2 separate regions of the Mus musculus genome follow, and region 1 is linked to region 2. A link is a contact called in ENCODE Hi-C or POLR2A ChIA-PET data. All regions are on one chromosome and are shown on one strand. Each heading gives the region's core, a stretch centred on a gene start or an enhancer-like site at or near the end of the contact. The rest is flanking DNA. Distances are from core to core; before and after follow the strand shown.

Region 1 (6,373 bases), core at 3,390-5,889, 100 kb before region 2:
ATAAATAGATTAGATAGATGATGGATGGATAGATAAGATAAATAAATAGGTAGATAGGTAGACAGACAGACAGACAGACAGACAGACAGACAGACAGACAGACAGACAGTTAGGATACCCAAGGATGGAAGGAAAGGTCAGCTGGCATTTTCTTGCTGTGCAAGCATGAAGACCCAAGTTCAATCCTTAGAATACACATTAAAAATAATAATTTAAAAATGTCTGTATGCTTGCTCACACTTGTTATGCCAAGCACTTGGGAAGCAGAATCCCGGGGGTTGCTGGGCTATCAGTCTGGTCTCCCTGGAGTTCTGGGACAGCTTGAAGTTCTGTCTAAAACATAAAAGTAGATGGTGCCCAAGGCATGACATCCAAAGTTGTCCTGTGACTTAATCCCAGAGATCAGGAGGGGCAAAGGCAGCATCAATATTTCTAACTTAGAAAAATAAAGGGGTGCTGTCATAGAAAAGAGGAAGTTTATTGTCACTGTTGTTTACTTCATCATCTCAATGATAGAAACAGATAGAAATGCCCCATCTGTGCTTGACAAAGTGAGCCAGAAGTTTGAGAAGAGTCAAGGCCATACTAAGGTCAGCACCTCCAACTATAAGGTCAGTTAGCAAAGCTGAATAGAGACAGCCAACCCATTTTCTGAACACTGGTGAGCCCCTTGTTAACTTGGCCTTTATTAATAACAAACCTTCACAATCACCAAAATTACATTTCCAAAAATAAATTCTCAGAACCCATTTAAGATATATATTTTAATTGTGGTGTGTGTGTGAGCGTGCGAGCTCCAGAATTCACTCTAGAATTATCTTACTGATCTTTACTATCAGGTAATAGTATAATTAGGCAATACAAGGTGATTACATCTGCCTTGTCTGAACAGTGGGCAGACCAGATGAGGACCTACTGAGTGTTTGTTCCAAACTCTGCCATCATGCAGCAACTAGCCACGGTAAGGAATATTTGCGACATGAAGACTGGCCTATGCTACAGAGCAGGGCTTCTCCCAGACTCTTGCCCGCAAAAGACCATGATTAAGTATTCACCATCACGCCCCTGCCCACGGTGGTACTGCTGTAGGCTGTGCAGAGAAGAGGGTTGGTGAGGATGCTTGTAGAACCTCATTATGATAAAAACAAAAAGACCAAGACAGAAACTGAAGCTCCACAAGTCAAGGATAAACCGGCAGCAAGAACAGCTTTCTTCCCTTGCCTAACATTTTCCCAACACAAGCTTTTTAGACTGCTCCAGCCCTCTGAAATTGCTACTATTTCAAATAAATGTTTTATTTAGCTCTGTGAATAAGGCTGCTTCAGCCAGAGAAGACAGAGCTTATATGAGCACATAAAATCACTCTGCGAATATAGTGCTTTCCCTTGAAGGCAATCACAGGCATTCTCTTTATTCCTGTGAACACATTGCGAAGGTGGCAGAATGGCAGAGAAAAAACGGGAACGCGCTAAGTTAGAAGTCACAGCAGTAGGTATACCCTGTGGCTATTAAGATAAAAAAATATAGATTTTTCTTCCCATCCTGGGAAACCTCTGCTTTAGGACCACAAGCTGTCTTAAGAAGGTTCTGGAACTGGTCTCCCATCACCCCTGTTGTGTTGTGGTGGATGTGCAGTCAGGGGTGGGGTGGGGGATGGGGGTGCCTCCGTGGGCCTGTGCTGAGGCATCCCTTCCCCCCTGAGATACCAGCCACACTAAGGATATAGTTTGGAAGAGTTTCGTGCCACGGGGAGGGGAGCTGAGGGAGCAGAGACAGAGATAGGCACAGAGGGGAGGAGAGGGGGAGGGGGAGGAGCTGGCCATGAGCACGTGGACAGAGGGGTGAGGGGAATGGAGAGACAGGGTAAGAAGGGAGAGGACAAAACTGGAGTAAGAAAGAAGAGAGCAAGGAGGGGGCAAGCAGCCCCTTTTATAGTGAATCAGGCACACTTGGCTGTTGCCAGGTAACTGTGGGGCGGGAGCCTAGACAAAATGCCAAAACCCCCATTTCTCACAAAGGAAACTTCCCACTGTTACCCTTCTTCCTCATTCCCTGGGTCCCTTGTTTTTAGCCTGGAGTCCGCAGACTTAGCCTGAGGAGTCCACAGTCTCAGAAAGCTCACTAGGGAGCCAGGGTCAGGACTGGAGATGGGCCTCTGGGTTAGGGGGTCTTTTTGCTGATTTTGTAGTTAGGCTCCTCCCTGAAGACACCTCCTACTACACTGGCTGTATTGCCCCACCAAGGTCCCATGTGGCCTCTTGTCCTCCCCAAGCCTTTCCTTCCAGGGGCTCTGGGTCTTTCAAACTGGCCTTGGGAATACTAGTCAATTTATACTTAAGTCTCTTTCTGTTTCCCAGGACCCATCTGTGCTGCCTTCGGAGCTGACAGCACAAGGTCACTGATAGCAAGGATCAAGGTCGAAGAGCTGGGAGCGTAGGGTGTGTGCTCCCAGGCCAGATAAACAGACTGAAGACAGACACAGAAACAAAGGCAGGGAAGCAAAAAAGAATTGCGGAGCCGGAGGGGGTTCCTTCACAAAGACCTTATTTTGTCTGGGGTTGTTTGTGTCTAAGAATCTCAAAAATGTGTTTGTTTTCAATTCCCAGGAGGACAGTTGTTTGACTTTGGGGTCTTTTTTTCCAAGTAAACTTTTCTGAGAGGTGATCCTGGCTCCACCCAAACCAGATCCATACAGTAAGTACGCCCCAAACAAGAACAGCTGGGCTGGGCAGGGGTGACATGGCCAAGAGCATTGTCAGCGGGAACATGTGTCTCTGCTAACCTCTAATGGATGCTGGACTGGGCAGGACCCAGCTTTGTTTGGTAGAGAGGCCTCAGAACCCAGCAAAGTTGCCTGAGCACCAGAGATCACAACAGGTATCCCTCCAGGCTACCTCTGAGCTTCTCATTCAGATGGGAAGTCCTGGGGTGGAGAATTTCTATCAGGGGCCCACAGAGCCACTCTGGGAACCTCTGAAGCAATCAGTAGTAGTAGCCTACACGGGACATGCAAAATAAAAATAAGCCAGTTGCGAGGAATTGCGAGACCAGAGCTGGGGAGATGGCTCAGTGGGCAAAGCCCTTGGCAAATGTGAGACTGAACTCAGACCTTAAAAGTACATGTAAAGCCGTGCATGAGTGGTAAAGCCGCACATGCGTGTAACCGCAGTGTTCCTGTGGCGAGAGGGGTGAAGAAGGCAGGATGATTCCCAGAAGTTCACGGGCCTGTTAGCCTGCATCAAAAGACCCCATTTCGAGCAAGGTAAAACGCAAGAACCAACACACCTGAGGTTGTCCTCTAACCTCCATCCAGCAGTGCCATGCACCCAAAAGTATACACACACACACACACACACACACACACACACACACACACACACACACACACACACACGAGAGGGTGGGAGACACTACCCCATTGTATGATGGGAGAGGAGAAACAGGCTTTCTCGCCTTAATTCCATCCCAGCTTCTATAGACGGTGTCGGGGTACCCATTCAGGAAGCCATTCAGCCTGACCACGTGTTCAGTTGCTCTGAGCACGGGGCATTTCGTGGCTGGGAAAACCAAAGCAAAATCACCGAGAGAGAGACCCAGGCTCTCGTGGGCTTACAGAAGGTGAAGTCTAGGGCCCTGGCCCTAACCTCTTTAGAACTAGGGAATTCTGCTCCTGCGCAGTAAAAGAGATCACGTGGTCTCCTTCCTCCTCTGCTTGCGACATGGGTGTTAAGAGAGTCTAGCTGCCACCCTGCAAAAAGGTGTGAGTGTTACGACATCTGGCACAGTAGAAAACATTCTTTTAAGGTGACTGTCTGCCTTGGCCACTTGAGGCAAAGAGGTAGAGGCCAGTAGTCTAGAAACTTCTAGACCCTCTTGCCCACATGGTAAACTGCTGAGCGAACCCTGATAAATTAGAGCTGTCAGCCAAAGAAATAGAATATAAAGGACGGCCTGAAGAGAAGGGGGAGGGGAAGGAGACTGTCGGTAGAGACCTTTGCTGGGGCCCACTGGTACTTGGGAGGCAGTTAGCAGAAGGAGCTGGGTTGGGGTGGGGGTGGGGATGGGAGAAGTGTTTGCCCCTCAATCGTTATTCAGAGACTCCTAAAGTCACAAAACCAGCAGAAAATGTCTCTGAAGATTTTCTCACCCACACACTAGACAACCCCTCTCTCCCTTCACTGCACCCCAGCAGTTTTCTTTAAGAAGCCTTCTATTGTGTTTTTATCAGAAGGAAAGCAACTAAAGGGTAAGTGCTCGCCTAAGGAAAATCCACAGTAGGAGAGAGTCTCCCAGGCTTGCCCCACCCGCAGCTATCCTGGCTGGATCCCTGATTCTGTCAGTTCACAGGCTCTGACATAAAAGGCAGGAAGTTAACACACTCTACACAAAGCTCCTTAGATGTCAGGAAATTAACCTGGGAAATCAGAGCCAACAGCCATTAAAGGCACTGCAGTCTGAGTTCAGAAATCAGTATGGCGTTAGATCAAAAGCTGTTTGTCGGGTATCCCAGGCTGGGCTCTGCCCAACTGCACACCCCCTAAAACGCCAGGCAACAGGGCTGCATGCCCGTGTGATGGGCGCTTTCCTGTTGCAGGGCTTAATTCTCTATCGGTTCTATAACTTTTAACCCTCTTTGCCTTAGAGGTCTGAATGCCTGCCCTTGGCAAATCTGGCCCCAGAAGAGCAGCTGGCCGGCCAGCTACTTCCTTATAAGGGAAGACAGCCAGGGGGGGGTCCAGTAAGGGGCCCCAGAAGAAACAAAGAAAAGCCTTATAAGGAGAAAGAGGGGAGGCAGCCTGAGGAGTCCAACCTTCCCAGCTAAGAAAACAAATGGCCTTGTGGAGGACAGAAGGTCAGCCCGGAGCAAACCGCAAGGCTGTGAGAATCATTATTTATGCACACAGCGATAATAACATAGCTCTGAGTCTCTGCTCTCTTATCTTTGCAATGGAGGGGTTGGGTTAGAGTAAGTGCCATGCCATCCTGCGATGTGTGAACAACTCTAACATTTACATCCACCTAAATGGTCTTGGGCTTTTCTACACCACCTCCCTTCACCTCTAGCCCATAGGATGCATGACATATAGACCCATTCTATAGAAGAGAAAAATGGAGGCACTGTAAGGGGAAAGGCGTTTGCCCAGTGTCACTTGCCAAACCCTCATTTTACTCACTCCTGGCTCCAGAGAGGGTGATAGCGACATAATACCATGTCCCTTATAAGTGCACCTTCAAACATTTGCAAGAATAAGCTCTCCATGGTACAATCTCTGGCCTTTTAGAATCAAAAGATGCAAAGGTCAGAGGGGACCCAGTTCAGGTTATGGGTCTGTCGATAAACAGCACAGGAAATGCAAACGTCGTCGCAGCGGTCTTTGGCGCTCCAAGTCCTCTTCCTAGGTGGGCAGAGGGACGGTGAGTTGCTTTAGCTAGGAGGATGCAGGCTGGCTTGTTGACATAGCTCCAGCCATCTGAGAGGAAAGAGCCTCAATAAAGAAAATGCCTCCAACAAGATCAGGCTGCAGGCAAGCCTTTGTAGGGCATTTTCTTAATTAGTGATTGAATGTGGGAGGGCCCAGCCCATTGTGGGTGGTGCCATCCCTGGACTGGTGGTCTTGGGTTCTATAAGAAAGCAGGCTGAGCAAGGAAGGCATGGAGAATAAGTCAGTAAGCAGCCCCCCTCCATGGCCTCTAAGTCAGCTCCTGCATCCAGGTTCCTGCCTGGATTGACTTCCTTCAGTGGTGACCAGTGCTGTGGAAGTGTAAGCCCAAGGACCCCTTCCCGCGAGGACTTGACTTTTGGCCATGGTGTTCTCATGGCAGCAATAGAAATCTTAACTAAGGCAAGGAGAGAGAATGGAACCCTGCTCCTTCCCTGCCTGAGTGTGGGTCCTGTGCTATGGGCCAGAGGGTCTCCACCCAGCACTGACTCAACTACAGTCACTTTGTCGGACCAAATCAGAGCAGCTTCTCCCACAGGTTGGGTTGAAACCTGGAAAATACCACAAGCCATACAACTACTGCATCTATAATTGTTCCCAGGAGAGAGAGAGAGAGAGAGAGAGAGAGAGAGAGAGAGAGAGAGAGAGAGAATATCAGTCAACAGAGAAGGCGGGGCTACAAGAAACTTGCGCATGCAATTATAGAGACCACAAGTCCTAGGCGTCACAGGCAGGATGCTGGAAGCCCAGGAGGACTGATGATAGAGTAGTGTCTGTAATTTACAGGGCTGTCAGGCTCTACAAGGAGGAGGACCAGCCTTTTTGTTATATTCAGGGTTTCAATTGATTGAGACAATATATCAGCAGGGATAAACACCCAAACACACACACACACACACACACACACACACACACACATTTCTGCTTTACTC
Region 2 (6,392 bases), core at 3,240-5,739:
TTGGAGGAAGTCAGGACAGGAACTCCAGCAAGGCAGGAACCTGAAGGCAGGGGCTGATGCAGAGGCCATGGAGAGGTGCTGCTTACTGGCTTGCTCCCCATAGCTTGCTCAGCCTGCTTTCTTATACAGTTCAGATCTACCAGCCCAGGGATGGCACCATCCACAATAGGCTGGACCCTCCCTGCCCACCCCCAGCCCCCCATTGATCAGGGATCAAGAAAATGCCTTTCAGCTGAATCTCATGGAAGCATTTCCTCAACTGAGGCTCCTTCCTCTCTGATGCCTCTAGCTTTCATCAAGTTGGCAGATAAAACCAGCCAGTACATTGGGATTTTCCACAGGACCATCCTCTCACTGGATGCACCCTTTATTTCAATTCACCCCTCTTCACCTAAAACGCCACCTCTTCCTGAGCTCCCCTCCCATGGTGTGGGTACACCACTAAATGCAGGCACGCACGCATGCCTGCATGCACACACACACACTTGTGTTAGCTGCCCTGCACACACCCTTGGGGACTCTTGTGTTTAGCATATCTTCTATGTTTTGATACACACCTAGCTTATCTGACTCTTTTCTGTTTCTCCTGCTAGAGCATGAACACAAGCCTATTTTCCCCCGTCCTTCACTGCAGTTGTGTCTGGCCTATTGTAGGTCAGTAAACTAATCGTGGGCGATAAATTGGCAGCTAGATGGTTGATACAGCTTGCCAAGGCTCCTTTAGAGACAAAGACTAAATCCCTGCCTGGTCATAGGTCTACGCACCTATGCTGTACTCTTTCCAGTTCCCTCTCAAGACCTTGTAGAGTTTATAGATTTGATTCAAAATGGCATATATATATATATATATATATATATGTATATATATATATATATATATATATATATATATATACACACACACACACACCTCTGGCTGTTTTCTGCCCTGTAACTTGGCAATTTAGATATCAAGAGAATGACAGACAGGTAGTGACTCCAAAGAGAAAATTGGAGTTGTTTATGTGTTCTATGTTCTGTTATGTAACATATAACTCAGCCATGAACCGTACAATTTTGTGTCAGTCAGGCCTGTAGACTGGGATGGAGTTAGAACTGTTGAAGGACCCTTGAGTTGTAAGTGGAGTTTAAGGCCCTGGCAATGCAGGCAGACAGGCCCATGTTCTCTGCTGGTCAAGCAAGGAACAAAACCAAGCATTGGCAAGGAGGGGCTGCTGTGACAGTGGGGTACAGCGAGCAAGGCCCAGGCAAGCATCCATGATGAGCTGGCTTCTCCAGGCTGGAGCCCACTGTACCTGGCCAACACAGAGACCTAGGGTTTCCAGGCACAAACTCTGATGAACAGGAACTCTAAAAACCACTCATTTTAGCAGCTTGCTTTGTAAGGTCTAAAATTAGATCATTCCTAAATCAGGCTGAACCTTTAAAAAGAAAAGGCTAGCACTGAGTACAACCTATGAAATCCTTAGGATAGCAACTGCCTCTGTGGTTGATGTTTGCTTTGGTTTGTTGTGTTTTGTTTTGTTTTTGGCAACGACACCAACTCTCATTAAACACATCACCATTAAGATGCTACTAATGAGGCTGGGGTGGGTGAGTTCTCTATGATGGGGGGGACTCACCAAGGCTTCCAAGCCAATGCTTTCTAAGCTGTAGGTTGAATTGGCTTGTAAGCTATGAAATCATTTTAACACTCTATAATGAGAAGTTAATTGAAAACTGAAATGGAGCAAAATTAAATTTAAAAAAACCACACTTTATCTCACATAGCAAAGATAAGCCCTTTCTCCTCAGCTTCTCAACCTGTGTGTGTGTGTGTGTGTGTGTGTGTGTGTGTGTGTGTGTGTGTGTGTGCTACATTGCAGTATGATGTATCTTACTGTGAGTCTTAGTCAAAATTTTTTGAAAGTTTTCTAGTTCATTTTTCATATAGTACTTACTATGCCTCATCTTTCATATCGTATTTTTAAAAATATATCCAGCCAATGCTTAATCATTCCCTAATTCCCTAATTTATGGAATGCCTGTGATATAGAAGGCACTGAGCTAGGTGCTGGGATGATAAAGTCGAATAAAAGCCAGTGTTCTGTGAGGAGACTGGCAGAAGCCAGTGGTTTACTCTGACTGTTTAATGTGAGGAGAGCAAAGGACAGGGTGGGAAAGCCTACAAACACAGAGTCACCCCTAGAATGTGACGAGCAGGAAAAGACTAGAGAGGACAAGTGAAGAAAGCCACATTCAGAGCCCAGCCTGTGTGGGAAGGCACACAACAGAGACTGTCACCAATACAGGTGTACTGGCTAGTTTTGTGTCAACTTGACACAGCTGGAGTTATCACAGAGAAAGGAGCTTCAGTTGAGGAAATGCCTCCATGAGATCCAACTGTAAGGCATTTTCTCAATTAGTGATCAAGGGGGAAAGGCCCCTTGTGGGTGGGACCATCTCTGGGCTGGTAGTCTTGGGTTCTATAAGAGAGCAGGCTGAGCAAGCCAGGTGAAGCAAGCCAGTAAAGAACATCCCTCTATGGCCTCTGCATCAGCTCCTGCTCCCTGACCTGCTTGAGTTCCAGTCCTGACTTCCTTGGTGATGAACAGCAGTATGGAAGTGTAAGCCGAATAAACCCTTTCCTCCCCAACTTGCTTCTTGGTCATGATGTTTGTGCAGGAATAGAAACCCTGACTAAGACAACAGGACACTAAGAAAATGTAAAGTTACAACTACTGTCTCCCATCTCTGGAAAAAAGCTCCACACATGGTTTAAGGGAAACTCAGAGCAGGATAGAGGAGCCTCTGGCTTGGATGTGTTTTACACTCTGAGCTACTTTGTGTTTGAGTCTTGTGTTACCTTTCTGTTACAAGACCTGGGATAACCACCTTGAAGAGAGAAGAGCTCTCTTTATGGCTCAGGGTTTTAGAGTTTCTATTGCATGATTGATTGGCACCTGTGCTTTGTGCCTGGGTTAAAGCAATACATGACTGAAGCAGGAAGCAGAGCTAATCTGCCCACCTGATGGTTAGGAGGCCGGAGGACTAGGTTCCTACGATCTCCTTCAAGGACATAGCTTCAATGACATAAGGACCTCCCAGTAGTCCCCAAAAGATCTCACCAGTCCCCGGTAGTTCACCCTGGGGGACAAAGCCTCAGAGTTGAAACTAGAGCTGGCATTTACTGTATATGGGTTAATATGGTCTCCTTCTGAGTGAGTTTGAATGTCTGTCCTAGCTCCCCATGTAGAGGAAAGTGTGGGTGTAGTAAGATGGAAATGAGAAAGGACTTGGCGGGGTGTGTGTCCTGCCGAGAGCCTAAGATACTTGCGGGAGGACAAATGTCACTAAGCTAGGCCATAACCATGGGCCTAGGTCAGATCATGAAAATCTTGAGCCAGGAGGTAACCATACAGATGTGTGTTAAGAATCACACCTGGGGGTGATACACATAAGATCTTCAGAAAGTTTGGCCCGAGAGTTCTGTGAACAAGGTTGGAAGGGTACAAGTCCCGGATGGAATAGAAGCTTGTGGGAGACACATGGGTATCAGAACTCAGCAAAGTGAATGAAGAAAGCGTGTAGAAGGAGCAACGGTTGGCTTGGGAGTGAATGTTTGGGACATGCAGAGGGTCTCATACTCCTTAGTCCCCCTGAAAGCATATACTCAGCTCCCCCACTTCTCTAGGAAGATAAAGAGGTACGCAATGGAACTCCATCTGAGCCAGCCCAAAGAAAGGCACCATGATACATTTTCGTGAACATAGCTGGGAGGCTCTAAGAATTTCCTAACCAAGCATTTTCCAATCCTGACTCATGTGCAGTTTAATTATCCCGCACCTTCCTGGAGATTAGTTCCAGGAACCCCTGCTCTAGTAGATAGCAGAGTCCATAGCTGCTTAAGTCTCTTACATAAAATGGCTTAGTGTTTTCTTATGATTCATTACATCTTCTCACATGTGCTAAAGGGTCTCTAGACCCTATCAAGCTTCACACAGTGCAAATACTATTCTGTTGTTGTACTTCATGGTTTATGGGATCATGACCCCCCCAAAAAATTATACATGTTCACCGTGGCTGCAATGCTTTGTCCAAATACATTCTGTTGTATTGGTTGATTGGGTCTGTGGGTAAGAACGCCATAGTTATGGAGTGGGGAGTTAAATGCACAGTTTTCTGTACTATAAATCTCTTTTCATGTAGGCTTGGGATTAGCCTTTAACAGACTTGGAGATGTAGCCACAAGGGAATAACTCTTTTTAGATGACCTCCAATTCAGAGTTTCATCATGAAGCATACCATGACTTCCTAAATCCCAGGTAATCCTGTGAATTCAAGGAGGTAGTTGTTGAAGATTCTGGAACAGATGATGGGAGGAGTTAAGAAGAAAACATGGTCCCACTGTTTCAAAGTACATTCCAAACTGGGAGTGGGGGAAGAGAGACTGGCGGTCACAATCACTGCCTGTGGAATGTTTGTGAGGGTTACCATGGCTTCCCGACATTCTGAAAGTGCTTAGCCTGAGAGGCCCCACATAATCTTCACAGTTCAGCGGTCTCTGAATTGTCACCATGTAACCTTCTTGCCTGTTATCTGTTTACTCTGGGGATGACTCATGACTAGTCACTAGCCCAGTAACTTTGTAACCTTTCCCCCGGAGAATGTGTCTGGATGTCACAGATCTGTGCCACCTTCAGCTTTCTCTTTTCAGGGCTCAACTTGCTTCCAACAATATCACTAGTTTTTATGAGTGTTATGTGAAGCCGCAATTAGACAACATCTCCTCATCTGCCCTAGGTAAATTGTCAGTAATTGACCTAGAGCTCACTGTTTTTCTCATCAGTGAATTCCCACCTTGTCTTCTACCTCGCCAGAGGTTTTCCCCAGGGAGCCCTGCCTTAGTAGCCGCCATTTTGGTTTCTCTTGGGTCACCATTTACTCAATCCAACACCTAGCTGCTACTGGGTGCTGTGTCCTCTATGAAGATGCATTGTGGGGGGGGGGGGTTCCAAGGGATGTGGCAACCTCCACTGAGAGAGAGAACCTTTCTGGTAATCAGCTGTGTGACTTTGAAGAGCCACCAGCTCCCTCTGAGCCTGCGCTAAGCTCTCTGTAATGTTGACTAGGGGGGGGGGGCAACAGATCTCCAGACAGCAAGCTCTCAGATCTAGTCCTCACACCCTGCCTCTTCAGCATGCAGGATGGGGTTCTGTCTTCTGCGTGGAGCATGATGGGTGAGAGGAAGCAGAGGCTGGAGAGATGGAGGACCCACAGTTTGAAAGGAGATGAACCCCACAGGACGCTTCCACAGAGTGATGCTGGCCAGCCCACCTTGGACCACAGGAAGCTCCCTAAGAAAAAGGTTGGGTGAATTGAGCAGAGAAACAGTTGTCTCAGCAGGGAAGAGCTCTCCTTCAGTTCTCCATGATCCAGAGAATGAGGATCTGTATGAGGGGCTTTGAGAGAGAAAGAGCCCGTGAGGATGAAGGCATCTGCTATAGTTAAGTAAGCCACTGACAAATTTTAAGCCAGAAAGGATGGCCTCAAGTGGGTTTTATTTTCTTCTTTCACTGGCCATTTGGAAGCCACTGGCCTAGCAGCCATTGTGGAACTGGGTATGTACGTAGGAGACTCATGTTCCCTTCTGTTCTCATTTTATCCCCTTCCCCAATGACCCGTGCTGTGCTCTGAATATCTCTTTATGCCCCAGTATATGTATTTGTGTATGTATAGTGTGTGTGTGTTATATAGCATAATAGATGCTACTTTAGCATATTTACTCTCATAGACCCTGAGATACACATTCAGAACCCTGTTTTGTGGAAGAAACCAAGGTTAACAGAAATCTACTAACTTGTCTTTTTAAAAAAGACATCTCATTCATTATGAGAAGTTGTTCAACTCCTCTCTTCCCCAACCTATTGTAAACATGAGGGTACCCACTAGCGCAGGTGTCCGTTGTAGTCACGGAGCTTGGGACCACCCATGAACTCTCAGAACCAGTTAGGAACAGAACCCAGGCCCCCAACTCCTGGACAGAGCACCTTTGTTCTGCCCTACCTCCAGCCCTGACTGTGTAGGCTCTGGGCCTGCTGCGGATGGAACCTTCTCTGCTGGCGTACAGACATCCCTTACAACCAGAGCCCTCATTGCTCTCTCAAGTCCAACCAAGTACTTGGAAACAGGCTTTCGTGCTAGATTTCCATCTAGCCAGAGAGTCAACATTACAGAGAGCTTAGTGCAGGCTCAGAGGGAGCTGGTGGCTCTTCAAAGTCACACAGCTGATTACCAGAAAGCTCCTCTCTCAGTGGAGGTTGCCACATCCCTTGGAAACCTACCCTGTGGTGCTTAGAGTGTGGCTCCGTTCATCTAAAAGTGCAGAGAGTACATTTCATTTGGCCTGCTTC

What was found. Hi-C counts contacts between places; a loop is a spot of excess contacts on that map. ChIA-PET counts read pairs that join two places held with the same protein, here RNA polymerase II (POLR2A).
Region 1: a loop to region 2 is called in a map of mouse embryonic stem cell, with 2.0 times the contacts of the local background. The contact joins the enhancer-like site here to the promoter of 4930444M15Rik in region 2. A Hi-C loop is called at or near these places in 17 of 37 maps with a recorded cell type or tissue (Patski, gastrocnemius, heart and 3 more). POLR2A ChIA-PET finds 5 or more read pairs at or near these places in 5 of 5 experiments (Patski and embryonic stem cell).

The regions. Positions count from the first base shown.
Region 1 is chr14:76,621,187-76,627,559 of GRCm38, reverse strand. No RefSeq gene overlaps it. Among named protein-coding and RNA genes, the nearest start is that of 1700108F19Rik, 53 kb to the left of the region's middle. Within about 2 kb of position 4,639, at least 3 of the 3 ENCODE cell types and tissues checked have a DNase peak (open chromatin) inside an H3K27ac peak, as active enhancers do; they include gastrocnemius, heart and left cerebral cortex, where a contact is called at or near this core.
Region 2 is chr14:76,518,952-76,525,343 of GRCm38, reverse strand. 4930444M15Rik (RIKEN cDNA 4930444M15 gene) reads left to right here and starts at 4,489. Exons shown (of 4, transcript NR_045660.1): 1 at 4,489-4,782; 2 at 5,179-5,490.